3 separate regions of the Homo sapiens genome follow, and regions 2 and 3 are each linked to region 1. Evidence: read pairs that join two places in POLR2A ChIA-PET (ENCODE). Cell type or tissue: MCF 10A. All regions are shown on one strand.

Region 1 (5,000 bases):
GGTTTCACCATGTCGGCCAGGATGGTCTCCATCTCCTGACCTTGTGATCCACCCACCTCGGCCTCCCAAAGTGCTAGGATTACAGGCGTGGGCCACTGTACCCAGTCACTTCTCTTATCTATAAAATAAGAGAATTCTACTGGATGCCTTTTCCAGTGGCTTCCAGCCCTGACCTTATCAGGGTCTGTAATCACAAGATCACTGGGGTTAAGCATTCCAGACCCCTGTTTACCACTAACCATCCAGCATTAGATCACTTGCCAGTGTTCACCACGGAAGCTGGATTGGTGGCTCATTCTTCTAATCCCAGCTACTCAGGAGGCTGAGGCAGGAGGATCACTTGATCCTAGGAGTTTGAAGCTGCAGTGAGCTATGATCATAAATGTCACCCTCCAGCCTGGGTAACAGAAACAGTATTCAGCACTGGCTCACTCATCTTCACCGTGGAAGATGACACTACCCTGTCCCTTCCCAAAGGACCAAAGTTAAGCACTGGAAAGATCCTTTTTCCTTATGACAGGCAAAGTGCTCAGGGAATATAGTGGGGTTTGAGCTTGGTTCTACCCCCAGAATTGCCACTGTTCTCCCAAGTGCCAATGACTTCTGATACTCTGCACATTTAATTTCCATAAAGGGAAGGGAATCACAGACAAGCTAAATGTATTTTAGCGTGTAATCCCAGTTTAAGTTAGTTAAACGGCAACTGAGCTATAAAATTTGCTGAAATCATTTTTTATATATATATATATATATATATATATATATTTTTTTTTTTTTTTAGACAGATTCTCACTCTGTTGCTCAGGTTGGAGTGCAGTGGCACGATCACAGCTCACTGCCACCTCCACCTACCATGCTCAAGTGATCCTCCCACCTCAGCCTCCTGAGTAGCTGGGACTACAGGTGAGTGCCACCAATTCCAGCTAGTTTGTCTTTTTCTGTATTTTTTGTAGCAACAGGGTTTCACCATGTTGCCCAGGTTGATCTTGAACTCCTGGAACTCCTGGGCTCAAGAGATTTGTCGGCCTTGGCCTGCCAAAGTGCTAGCATTACAGGTGAGAGCCACCACACCTGTCCACCAGAAATAATTTTTTAAAAACAGAATGTCAGGGACCAGTAGGACGAGTGGGAGTAAGAATAGGCGGATTGTATTGCTGCGGGTCCTCCCCACTTCCGGCAACATGAACTTCTTGAAGTGCCAGCTTCCTTATCCTTCCTTGAGGGATTTGGGCTTTGCTAGATTTTCATTTTCTCTCCTAGCAATTACCTTAAATATTTACAGAAACTCTTGGATCTGAGAAAAAAACTTAGGAATCAAATTTGTATTTGGTCTTGAAACCACTAAGTAATACAAAATGCAAATAGGAGTTAAGATTTGGAAACTGGCCTTTATAGAGCAGTTCAAAAAAGTCTTATGGGATTTACATTTTAAAAATGAGAATTTCTTATAAAATGAGAGAATAGTTGGGCACAGTGGCTCACACCTATCATCCCAGCACTTTGGGAAGCCAAAGGGGGGAGGATCACTTGAGCCCAGGTGTTCAAGACCAGCCTAAGCAACATAGACCCTGTCTCTATAATTTAAAAAAAAAAAAAAAAGAAAAATGAGAGAACATATACTTCTTCAACATGATTCATATTAATATATAAAGTTATCATTTTAATGTAATGTTATCTCCAAACAAATATCTCATATTTCATTCCAAGCAATATTAATAAGAATGTTTGCCTGCAAATATATATTGAAAAACCATTGACTGACAAAATATTGACAACACATAATACTTAATTAAGCCTGTAAGCTTGTTTGAGAATGTGTCATATTTCAAAACTGAACAGTTAGGCCAAGTCACCTGGTGAGTCTTTTGTTTCTTTAAAATTCAGCCATGATACAAGGGTTACCTACAGAATTTAGAGACAAACTCCAAAACTAACATGCTCATCATCCTAGGAACATTGTCATGTTTCAGCAAGAAGCAAACCCCTGGAACTCTTACACTAAACAAGCTTCTGGTGACAGGTGAAGCTGGGGTTTCTCTTTAGCCACTCCTACCATTATGGGACCTGCAAGTCCAGGCTTGTACTGGCGAATCTCATGTTACAATCACTATTCAAGAAGGTGGTTAGAAAAGAGCAGAGGGTATGGTTTTATCTAAGTAAAATTTATTCCTGCACAGGAACAAGCTCAGGTCCACCTAAGAAATGAAACAGCCATTTTTTTTCAACAGACTTCTTTTTTGTGTGAACTCAAACTAAGACAATCCTCTGTTCTTTCTTGTAGCCATCAAGCCAATTAATTAGAGCCAAAAAACTGATAAGAACTCTGTGTACTTTCTCTCCACTTGAAGGAAACCATACAAAAATATGTACAATCTCGTTCACTCAGACCAGCGTTGGGTAGAAATTTCTTTGCTCTATCTATACCAACAAGGTTTGCTAAGCAAACTAATAAGGTAAACAGCACAGAGGAAGGGGAGGGGGAAGAAATATTAACTACTAAGAGAAGCAACTTTTAACCACTTTAAAGCACGTTCAAACAATCTACTTCCTTAAGAAATCATTAGCACACCAATGTCTTTGTTCATTAAAGGAGATGAATTATGGAATTATTATTCTAATTACTAAAGAACTCTTCCCTTTACCAAAAATTTATGCAAAGTTCCTAGAGAGACATGACATTTGAATGGAATTCAAGTTATCAACTTTGAGCTACACACAATGGATGATGAATCTAGTTTAGATACTGAGTGACAGGCTCATGCATTTTAGATGAGATGGCAAATTGCCATTCGGGATATTAAAAAGCTTCTAGAAATGATACAATGTCTGGGATTTCCTTCAAAGTAATCTGGTGGGAAGGAGAGGTGGAAAGAAGGGGATATTTAAAGATAAATAAGATTGGCCATGAGTTGATCAACACTGAAGCTGATGATGAATACTTGAGGGCTCATTATACTATACTCTATATTTCTAAAAATTGTCCACAAGAAAACATTTAGAAATTTAGAAATGAAAGAATGAAAGAAAGAAAGAAAGAAAAAGAAAAGAAGGAAGGAAGAAAGCAAAAGAAAGAAAGAAAGAAAAAGAAAGAAAGAAAGAAAGAGAAAGAAAGAAAGAAAAAGAAAGAAAGAGACTGAGAACCATGGCTCACGCCCGTAATCCCAGCACTTTGGGAAGCCAAGGTGGGAGGATCCCTTGAAGCCAAGAGTTTGAGACCAGCCTCAGCAATGTAGTGAGACCCTGTCTCTATCAAAAAAATAAATAAATAAAATTAAAAATTAGGCCAGTGTGGTGGTGTGCACCTTTAGTGCCAGCTAGTTGGGAGGCGAGGTAGAAGGATCACTTTTCCAGGCTGCAGTGAGCTGTGATTGTGCTATTGCTCTTCAGCCTGGGTGACAGAGCAAGACCTTGTCTCTAAAAAGGAAAGGAAAGAAAATAATCCACAGACGGCAAATAGACAAGTGGTCAGGAAACTGGTAGGGATTGCAGGGATGCAGACAGTGCTATGGCTGAAGGGAAAGCTCGGGGAAGAGGGAGTAGAAGGCCAGCAGGGCAGGTGTGGGCCTGTCTGGGGTCCTCTCCTTGTGTTGTGGCTTGCATTTTTGTCCCTCCATAGCAGCAGGAAGGAACAGAAAATGCCTGCCAGAGCCTGCCCTGGGTCCAATTCTGATGAAGGCAAAAGCTGCCTGCAGTGCTCCGAATATGCTCAGCCTCTGCCTCTACCTCCCCACCAGCAAGGCCGTGTTTTCCTCCACGCACACCTCGAGCACACCGCTTTATCAAACCCCATTCAGAAACACTCTGTGTTCCCAGCACTGATGTTTTTTAAAAATGGTGACAGTGACTTCCTCATTTGCATTTCGTGTTTATGACCTTCTCCTGTTGGCTTGACATATAGACGTGGGGCAGGGCAGGAGTGCAGATTAGAGCAGTGCTGATATTACAATGAGAGAGCAAAGACAGAAGAAGAGATCGCGTTCAGCTTCTGGCATTTAAAAGAGGATTTTGCCCAGGGATCTAGTGTGACAAGCCAGCTTTGTTGAGATTTAAAAGCTATGTAATCATGATTCACAGTTTCTTTTTATCTCCTCCCAGAGACTACCAAGAGCCAGGCCTGGCCACCTGCACTGTGGAGTTTTAGGTTAGAGATGGCCCCATCCAGCCCAGGGGAATGCAGGAGAACAAGGGAGCCAGGCGAATGCAGAGGGGAAGGCAGGCGCTCAGCTTCTCATCTTCCCTCCCTGCCCCCTCAAGGAGTCAGTTGGAGGCAGCTTTGGAAATACCTACAAATGTGCTAAAAAGCTGGAAGGCAGAGAGGCATCTGTCCTGCCTCCTGTCCATGGCTCTAGGCTGCCTCTCTCCACCAAGCTGGAGGTAGCTCCATCAAAGTGGAAGCAGCAGTACAATAGGACTAAGCCGATGGAGGAAGGATGGCGTTCCACGTGGTGAACCTGGAAGGTCCCACCTGAATCTGAGGCTTTAGGGAACTGAGAAGACAGCTGGCATGAGGCTCAGTGGCTGGCCATAGGCCTTGCAATGGCCAGGGGTGAGGGGACCTCCTAGCCAAGGGCAGGTGGAGGAGGCAGCAGAAACTCAGCCAGGTCCATGGTGAAGGTAAAAGGAGAAGTTAGGCTTGGCTGAAGCATAGGCATCAAGCAACCAGCCTGGATGAAGCTGAGACAGCAGTGGGTCAGTTCCTAGAGCTGTGATGGCCAGCAGACAGGCAGAAGCAGGGGAGCAAGGAGCAGAGGCTGGGGGAGTTGGGGGGTTCCACCCAGATCCACCTCCTTTCCCCAGCACCTCAAGGGTTTCTGATCCAAACACGAAGTACCTTCCTGGAAAGAAAAAGAAGGGAGAGGGAGGAGAGCAAGGGGGATGGAAGAGAAGACAAAGGAGGAAAGGGAAATGGAAGAGAGAAAGGAATGTTTCTGTGATGCTCATCATTTTTATATAAAGAAGCTGTTACAATTATTGCATCATACTTAGATCAACAGATTAAT
Region 2 (5,000 bases), 74 kb before region 1:
TGGCTTACACAAATAAGTAGGAGGAAAGAGAAAAATTTCTCTTATATTAGTAGCACTCAATTCTCTAAGCTCCTTCCAAGGTATCTGCCAAAAATCATATTTTCCATCTGTCAGTTGACAGCTCAATTAAGTACTCCTTCAATTTTGCTCAAGGCAAGGAACTAGAAACCATTTGACTTGCAGAAGGATTTGTTACTCAGTCATTAGAACCACTAATTTCTCTTACTCTCTAGGAAGTACACCAAAAAGCTTTACCAAGACTTACCAAGTGATTCTTAATTATAAGTTTCTTTGGAAGCATATTTTCATACCTGGTATATTCAGAAAAGGTTGAAAAGCCTGAAATATCATTAATTTCAATTCTTGTTTATCAACGTAATTTAAAAATCTATACTTTTTAAACTACGTGCTTTGTGGGCTCGCCCCACCCTGCCCCCCAGTTTCAGTCATTCAACATACAGAAAATGTCTGCCGTGTAATCAAAATAGCAAGGCCAGGTCTCACTGTCAAAACAGGCTTACTTTCTGTTAGAAAATGTCCAGCTTTGCCAGGCACAGTTGCTCATCTCTGTAGTCCCAGCACTTTGGGAGGTTGAAGTGAGCTGATTGTTTGAGCCCAGGAGTTTGAGACCAGCCTGGGCAACATAGTAAGACCCCATTTCTTTCTTTCTTTCTTTCTTTTTTTTTTTTTGAGACAGAATCTTGCTGTGTCACTCAGGCTGGTGTGCAGTGGCACAATCTTGGTTCACTGCAAGTTCCACTTCCTGGGTTCAAGCAATTCTCCTGCCTCTGCCTCCAAGTAGCTAGGATTACAGGCACCTGCCACCACACCCAGCTAATTTTTGTATTTTTAGTAGGGACGGGGTTTCACCATGTTGGCCAGTCTGGTCTCCAACTCCTGACCTCGTGATCTGCCCACCTCGGCCTCCCAATTTCTACAAAAATAACATTTAGCCAGGTGTGGTGGTGTGTGCTTGTAGTCCCAGCTACTCAGGAGGCTGAGGTGGGAGGATCCCTTGAGCCCAGGAGGTCAAGGCTGTAGTGAGCTGAGATCTTGCCACTGCACTCCAGCCTGGGTGACAAAGTGAGACCCTGTCTCAAAAAAGAAAAAAAAAATGTTCAACTTTATTTTTTAATGCAAATCTTTCTGTTGACTTGCGTCCTCCATGATGGCATCCTTGCATTCCTGACTGAGACATGGACAGCTGGGCCATGGAGCTCCACCCACCATGAATGTCTGGGTGACAATGTAATGGGGTCCAGGTGAAGAAAGGCTCAGCTCTGTCAGGGCATCTGCTTTGTGCCCATGGGCTCCACCTTAGGAGGGCTGCCATCTTTGACAGCCAGGGCAGGGGGTGGCTTATGGTGGAAGAAGGGACCCGTGTTTGGGTGGGTTCTCCAAGAAACAGACCCACGATGAGCTTACACATGCAGAGACTTGGCATGCAAAGATTTTGTTAGAGGAATCAAGGATGAGAGAAAGCAAAGGTGGGGTGGTGGTGCTGAGGAAGGCCGGGACCGGTCAGATGGCAGTGTGAGTGCGAGGCTGCATGAAGGAGAGAGGGTGGAAGCATCCCAGGCTGCTGTGCACCCTCAGGAAGTTTCAGCAAGGCCACCAGGGAATTCGCGAGTCAAGTCTGGCCATCGGAGGAGTCCCGAGTCTCCCAGGAGCAGATCTGCCTCAGTTTCCCAGTCGCATTCAGTGGTTGGCTGAGAGCAGCTCACGGTGATGGAATCATGCACATTTGTGCCAGTGGATTTCAGAAGGCAGGAACTGGGGCCCCTGAGTCAATTTAGCCCCCTGGAGCTGGAATTCTGTGAGGAGCCTTCTCATGGCCACTCCAGGAAATGTTTGAATGAAACTTGTCACCACTTCTGCCACCCTGGTCTTTAACAGATGTGAAACAAGAGCATGACGACATGGACAAAACACCGTGGTTTGTCCATTAGCCACAATGTACTTAAGATGGAACCAATCATGGGCTCGTAGTATCTTGATTAAAGAAGGCTAATGCCAATGTTTCACATTGTTATTGTTTGGCACCTGGGATGTTTTTAACACCCCTGGGGCAATGTTCATACTCAGACGCTGGAGAGGTGAAAGGGATCTCTTCATTTTGCACGGTGGGACAGGAGAGATTATAAATGGGCAGAAGGGAAAGGACTCCTTGTACATAAACTAGGACATCCCTGTGTAGAGGTTCCCATGGACATCCCCGAGGGGCAGTGTCAGTTTGGGTCAGTCTACTTCTTAAGAAGCAGACACTAAGATGGAATTAGACACGCAAGAGATTGATTGACTGGGGGACACATCTGTGAAAGGTAAAGAGAACGCCTTCAGAGTACAGCTCAGACCTGATACCTGTGGGAGGAGTGAGGGGAGGAAGGAGGCCTGGGGAGGAGCAATCTCAGGGAAGCCCAGCAGATGGAGATCTTCAAGGCAAAGGAGCATTCACTCTGCTCAGTGATGGACTGGGAGCAGCTTGAGGAGTGCAGTGGGGGTGCTGGGGGCTCCCTGTGAGGGCTGAAACAGATCAGAATATGCAGAACGCAGTGCACCAGTTTCTCTCTATGCGGCAGGTTGCCTTGAAGGGAGATCAGAGCAGCGTACTTTGTAGCTGCACAGTATTCCCTCTTGGGGACATCTCTTTCCTCCCATTGCCTCCTTCTCCCTCTCCCCACACTGTGTAGCTCCTTAGTCTCTTCTCCTTCAGGCCTCAGCATCCCCTCTCCCTGGTCTGTCCGACTCTCCCCCACCTCAGTCTCCATTTGTGTCATGAAAAATCTATGGGCCCCATCCAGGTGCACAAAAGTCACAGCCAGGCTCTCTCCTGCCCACTCTGCTGTGGAGGTGGAGGGGAGAGCCCTGAGCCCTGAGGATGGAGGCATGGAGAAAAGAAATTAGGATGGTCTTGACTCAAAGTGACAGCTCACTTTTCTTTTCTCTTTCTGATTTTCCTTTGTCAGCCTTGGACATCTGAAAATAAACTGGTCCTCTGGCACCATGAGGGTTAATCTCTGCCATTAACTTCCCCTGGCCTGCAAGAGATGTCCTTCCTGCAGGCACAACAGTGGGACAACATGTTGCTAATAGAGAGTCAGTAACCTGAATTGCATTACAAAACAGCTCCGGTAAATTAGCCTTGGGAAGTGCCCTGCCCACTTGCTGGGTATATTTTTGCTTGTATGTAGCAGGCAGAAGAGGGAAGGGCTGTCCAGCTCCCAAGCAACTCCCGAAACTCTGTCTTCCATTCGGAAGGCTGGACTTTGCATCACTCAACTTTGTTTCTTTTCACACATTCCCGATTCTAACCCTAAATAGATTTAATACAAAATAAACCCCACCCCAGATTAAAATAGTATATTATTTGTGCTTTATATGAGTCTCAGAAATTACTTTCAATAATCTCTGTATAAAGTTTTAAAACCCTAAACTAGAGTTAAACTTGTGGAAAAGAAAGGAAGAAGTGAATGGTTAACACCAATTCACAGTAGGTATTTTACTTTGTAATAATACTGCTGAATTTCTTTCTTTACAAAAAAAAGCATGCATTTATAATCCTTGATGATCACAACAACCCCTTGATAATAAAATTAAGTTTATGACATGCATTACTGAAAACTTTAAAATGAGGCATCTAGAGCCCAGAGTGATTAAGCAACTTACTCAAGGTCACACAGGAAGTGATTAGGAAAGCTGGAACAACTCTTTGGCCTTTTGGATCAGACCTCTATGCTGAAAAAGAATCCTGAGTTTCAAGTCTGGAAGATGAGGAAGGAAGCCGTGATGTTTGGAGACAGAGTGTGCCTTCTATAGCTCAAGATAAAATTCTGTTATAGGAAGAAGCTCAGATTTCTTAAATACCAAGATTTGATCCCAAGTCAATGACCAATAAAAGCTTATTATCTGCAACCATGTCAGACTCTGGCCCAAGAGTTTAATCTTTCTAATCACATATTCTATACATTATTCGAGAAAGAAAGGTCCGGAAAAGCATCCCTAAAGACTCAAATATTCCAAGGAGCAAAAAATATAGATAAGACAAAGCTCCAAAGACTCCTAACAGTGGAAATAGCTGTCAGATGTTATAGAGAAGGGAGCTGATGGGTTCCCACATGCTATTAACAAACCATGAAGAAGTCCCTTAGCCTTTGGACCTGGAGTTCTCAACCCTGGCTGCACATTAGAATCACCTGGGAAGCTTCTGAAACTCCCAATACCCAAGACATACCCAGGACCATTTATATCAGAATCTTCCAGCGATGGAAGCCTGGTGTTGGGAAGTCTTTAAGGCTCCCCAGCTGACTCCAATGTGTAGCCAAGGTTAAGAACCATGGCTCTAGGACCTAACACATAAGTTGAATGAATAGACGGATGAATGAATATCAGCAACAGAATTGAAAAAAGAAGAAACAATTAAGAAACTAAATTTGATGTTATTTACTCAGATGGAAGACCCTGAGGTCCTCACTCAAAATGCGTATGCTGTTCACGCAGAAGCAGTTCTATGAAGTTTGGATGTCAAGATTCTCAGCTCACAACAGGGATGAGAAGAGAAGATGGTTCTCTGTGGAGCAGAGTCACCAACAATAGCAGGAAGGACAAATGTGACAGCCTGAAAGACAAGTAAGAAATGCAAATCCTACTTCTATGGTTGAATGTGTCCCCCTAAATTCATGTGTTGGCAACTGAATCCCCAATGCTAGTTTTGAGAGGTGGGTGGTGTTAATCACCTTTAAGAGGTGATTAGGTCATGAGGCTCTGCCCTTATAAATGGATTAATGTCGTTAGGGTGGGAGAGGGTTAGTTATCGCAAGAGTGGGTTCCTGATAAAAAAGGATGAATTTGGCATCCTTCCCCTTTCTCTTTCTCACATGTACTCTATTGTCCTTCCACCTTCCACCATGGGATGACCAGTAAGGCCCTCACTAGATTGTAGCCACCTTGACCTGGGACTTCCCAGCCTCCAGAATGTAAGAGATAAATCTTTGTTCTTTATA
Region 3 (5,000 bases), 55 kb before region 1:
TCAGTGGCCCGTGGGGGAACGTCTGGGGGTGGGGCTGTGAGGCAGTGGCAGTGGCCTAGCAGATGGTCCCTCTCTGTGGATTTTGGCAGTGTTCTTGGCTGCTGGTGCTCCTTTTATTCTCAACCCATTTCCAAGCCATGCTCTTCAATGTTCCCATTAATTTCATACACCCTTTCCATACATCGTGTTTCCTACTTCAGTTTGCCAGAGTTGACTTGTGTTTGTTGTCACCAAGAAACCCGGACTCTGCTCCTTGTCAATTATGGTGTTTATTTTAATTTGTTTCTAAAACTAAGTATGAAGAATTGGTCAGGACCTGTATTTCTTTTTGTGTGTGTGTGAGACAGAGTCTCACTCTGTTGCCCAGGCTGGAGTGCAGTGGTACAATCTCAGCTCACTGCAACCTCCACCTCCCAGGTTCAAGTGATTCTCGTGCCTCAGCCTCCTGAGTAGCTGGGACTACAGGTTTGTGCCATCATGCCCCATTAATTTTTGTATTTTTAGTAGAGACGGGGTTTTGCCATTTTGGCCAGGCTGGTCTCGAACGCCTGACCTCAGGTGATCTACTCAGCCTCCCAAAGTGCTGGGATTACAGGTGTGAGCCACCGCGCCCAGCTGCAAATACCATTTTTATGGGAAAATAAGATGGGCCCCAAAGCACCTTGTTAAGGATCATAATCTGGCATAAACACAGCCCATTTGTGAACTGGAAGCACTTGTCTTCACTGCCTTTTGTCAATACTAAATCCCATTGTGTCTTCATGTTTTTTTACACAGCCCACATTTCGAGATTTACTCTTTAAAAAAAACCCAAACCTTGTGACATCTTTGTGTCCACATCCTTTGCCAAGAACTCTATGCTCATGTTCTTCACTTCTATAAACTTAGCTTCCTGACTCCGCTACCAGACCCTCGCCCAGGACTTTGAACATAGAACTCCTATTCTTTCCAGCCCATGATGATTTCTCAGAGAAACCATCAAATGCAGAACTGATCTCCTTCCACCAAGTGTCCTCCCCATCTGCATGCCAGGTCTTAGGCCTGACCTTGTCAGCCATGAACTAGTTTTGCCCAAGCCTAGCACAGCAGCATTGACCAAAGAGTCCTTTGTGTTCCAGAGCTTACAAGTCTATTACCAACCAAATATAGATGTTTCCTGTGTCCTCCAGGGAAAAGTTCTCCAAGTATTGCTTTTACACTAGGGTATATCTGGAAGAGCAAACATGCAAGAACAAAACATTCAGGAATATTCTGAAAAAAGGGTAATGGAAAGGACTTGCCCTACTAGCAATTACAATTTATTAGAAAGCAAACTCATATAAAAATATGGGTATTGTGGTAATAAACAGGCCAATGGAATAGAGCTTCAGAATGGGAATTAGAACCAGGAGGGAAAGATATCTTCTTTAATACATGGCATCAATGGACAGTTAACTAGCTATTTGGAGAAAAAATTTCAGCGGGCTCCAACATGGGAGGGTGATATGCTTGATGTAAAGATGCCAACAAATGTAGCCAAGGATATAAAGTTTCTTTAATGGCAGGGGATACTGAAAAGTGTCTGAAAATCATGCCCACACAAAGTGGATTGAGGGCGCCCAGGTGGAGGCTCCCAGGCCCCTGCACGTCCCATGAGAACACAGGTGCCTGGAATACCAATCTCCTAGTAAGAGAAGCGTGCACCCGCCTGTTCTTGGGGGACTTTGTGCCCTACCTGGACTCTCCTACCTGTTCTGGAGACCCTGGCTATGTGCCTAGTATTCATCAGGTCTAAGCAACTTGTTCAAAACAGCTCCAGGACTTTCTTAAATGTTTGCTGCAAGGCAAGGTAAATTGAAGCTCAACTTCTCAGGATGTGACTGTCTTCTGGCAGGACCAGGCCTCAGGCCTGCTGGAGAGTGCTTCCTCTATTCTCCTATCTCACCCCTTATATCAGAATATCTTCCAGCCAGACCAAAGATTTATATATATATAATGAATATTGGCAATAATAGTACTAATGTAGAGAAAGCTCTGAGAAAAGCATGAGTAACACTTCTGAAAAATGGGCAAAGGATATGAAAAATTCAAAGAGGGCAAAATACAAGTGCGAGTACATGCATGAAGAGATACTGTCATTCTCAAATGATTATGTAAATGCATTTCTAAACAGTGACTCAGCATGTTTCAATGATTAGATTGGCAAAGATTAAAAACATTGAGAATCTACAATGTTAGTGAGAGTGTGGTATGTAGAAATTCTTATTTACTTTTGGAGAATGTTAGTAAAGTTATCTTGAAGAGGAATTTGGTTGAAACTATCAGAAGTTTCAGGGTACATTGCTGGTAGGAATTAAAAAATGGTACAACCATTTTGGGAACTAGATACTTTCTTATAAAGTTAAATATACACCTACTGTATGAACCAACCAGTCATTACACTTATAGGTGCTCAAGGTCCATGGAAACAAATATCCACACAATACCATGTACAAAGATATTTGTAGCAGCTTTATTCACTGTAGCTTAAAACTGAAAACAACCCAGAAATCTGTCCACCAAAAAATGCATAAACAAATTGTGGCCTACCTATACTGTCCATTCCATCCACCGGATACTACTCATCAGTGAAAATGAAGGAAGTACTAATATGTACAACAACACATGAATCTCAAGGGAAGCCAGAAGCCAGAGCCCATGCTGGGTGTAGAACTCTTCTTTATAGAAGATCTAGAAAATGGGCCAGGCACACTGGCTCATACCTGTAATCCCAGTGCTTTAGGAGACCAGCCTGGGCAACATAGCAAGACCTCATCTCCACTATAAACTTAAAAAATTTAGCCAGGTGATTTGGCATGCACCTGTAGTCCCAGCTACTTGGGAGACTGAGGCGGGAGGATGGCTTGAGCCCAGGAAGTTAAGGCTACAGTGAGCCGTAATTGCACCACTGCACTCCAGCTTGGGCAACAGAGCAAGACCCTGCCTCATAAAAATAAAAATAAAAATCTAGAAAATGTAGGCCAATGTATAGTGGCAGAAAGCAGATCAGTGTTTGCCTGGAGCAGGATATAAATGGGGGGATAGACTACGAATGGAAAAGAAGAATGGAAATATTCTGTATGTTGATAATGCTAGTGGCCTTACAGGTGTATATATTAATATATATTCACAAATGTGTATACATAAACACAGGTATTATATATATGTTAAGACTCATTAAATTGTACATTTTATATAGGCCCATTTCTGTAAATTATATCTCAACAAAATTGATTTTATAATTACATCAAAAAGATACCTGTATTGCTATGTTTATTGCAGCACTGTTCACAATAGCAAAGAGATGGAATCAACCTAAGTGTCGATCAATGGATGATTGGATAAAGAAAATATGGTGCATATACACCCTGGAATACTACTCAGCCATAAAAAAGAATGAAATCATGTATTTTACAGCAACATGTGTGGAACTGAAGGCCATTATCTTACATGAAATATCTCAGAAATGGAAAGTCAAATACCACATGTTCTCACATATAAGTGGGAGCTAAATAATGTGTATATATGGACACAGAGTTTGGAATAATAGACATTGGAGACTTGAAAGGGTGGGAGGGTGGGAGGGGGTGAGGGATGAGAAATTACATAATGAATACAATGTAAATACACTATTCAGGTGATGGTTACACTAGAAGCCCAGATTTTACCACTATGCAATATATCCAGGTAACAAAATTGCACTTGTACCCCTCAATCTATACAAAATTTTTAAAAATGGAAAAAAATGATTTAAAAAGTTAAAGAATGCATTCTCTTTGATCCAGCGATTCCACTTCCAGGAATTTACCGTACATAGATATTCACACAACTGTGCAAATATGCAGGCATAAGGGTGTGCATTGCATGATAGTTTGTAGTTGTGCAACCATTGAAAATGGCCAAACTATCCACCAAGAGGGCAGTAGATAAACAACCAAAGGTGAAAGAGCTGCTATAGCCTGTCCTGTAAACTCCAAGAGGGCTGTGTCTCCAGACCTCACACAGTGCTGGGCATACTTTATGCAGGGATGTGGAAAGGGAGTCAAGGTATATTAGGTAAAAAAAAAAAATCAACTTTTAACTTTTAGGAATAGATGAACCCACTAGAATGGAACTATTTATGTTAGAGCCAGAATTAATTTGGTGTCTTTAGGATTATGTGAGAAGACTGAGGGTCTTGTAGGAAGACTTTGTTCTTGGGTGAGGCTGAGACATCCCTGGGAGAGTTGAAACAGGATGAGCTGCTGTTTGCTGCAGGGAGATCAAAGGAAGAGTTCAGATGCAGACAAGTGAGGGCTAAGTGTCCCGCCATAGAGGGGTTTAGTCCACTGCAGTGCCCTGTGACAGGGGCCTCAGAGAACCACAGCAACACAGGGCTGTCAGAAAGGGAAAAGGGTCCATGCCCTACTCACTGGGACCTGGGACCTGTGCAGGTGGAGCCAAACAAGGTTGGTTCAGGTGAAGGCAATGAGCACCAGGGGTTTGGCCTGCTTGGTTCCTATCCAGGTTGTCATCGGCTCCAGCAGGTCTCATCCAAGGGGCAGACCTCCAAGACCTCAGCATTTCAGCAGCAGTCGGAGAGGTGGGAAAGAGCAAAGGAAGCAAAAGCAGAACTAACATGCTGGATGAAGGAATCCATTTCCCAAGTCCCCAGGGTCAGAATGTCTTCATCTCTTGAGGGATAGATTCCCTGCAACAGAAACAGGACTGGGGCCAGACTCATCTCCCCTCTCTCCATCTCCCCTCTCTCCATCTCCCCTCTCTTCCCCATCTCCTCTTGATGGGAAAGGCCCAGGCTGAGTGCAGAGCAAGCAACGAATCATTGCATGATGAGGAAGGATGGTGCAGTCTCTTCCAGGCCTCGTGCTCTGGGCTTCCAGGCCTGGTCCTATAGTCATGAGGCTCTGGAACCGGGGAGGGGAGGAAGTCTGTATTTCAAAGTCCTCTGTGCCCTTCCTTTGCATGGAAGGTGACGGTTTGTG

Evidence for each region. ChIA-PET counts read pairs that join two places held together with the same protein. Peaks named below come from ENCODE experiments on the same cell type or tissue, not always from the same donor. Only the 100,000 strongest peaks of a DNase experiment are listed, where the experiment ranks them.
Region 2: POLR2A ChIA-PET joins it to region 1 with 6 read pairs; 1 of 35 experiments calls an interaction of 5 or more read pairs at or near these places.
Region 3: POLR2A ChIA-PET joins it to region 1 with 11 read pairs; 1 of 35 experiments calls an interaction of 5 or more read pairs at or near these places.

The regions. Positions count from the first base shown.
Region 1 is chr18:57,978,707-57,983,706 of GRCh38, forward strand. No RefSeq gene overlaps it. Among named protein-coding and RNA genes, the nearest start is that of LINC01897, 20 kb to the left of the region's middle. In MCF 10A, no CTCF peak of the experiment used is centred here; a DNase peak (open chromatin) is centred at 2,055.
Region 2 is chr18:57,904,605-57,909,604 of GRCh38, forward strand. No RefSeq gene overlaps it. Among named protein-coding and RNA genes, the nearest start is that of LINC01897, 55 kb to the right of the region's middle. In MCF 10A, no CTCF peak of the experiment used is centred here; DNase peaks (open chromatin) are centred at 2,407 and 3,147.
Region 3 is chr18:57,923,790-57,928,789 of GRCh38, forward strand. No RefSeq gene overlaps it. Among named protein-coding and RNA genes, the nearest start is that of LINC01897, 35 kb to the right of the region's middle. In MCF 10A, no CTCF peak of the experiment used is centred here; a DNase peak (open chromatin) is centred at 2,142.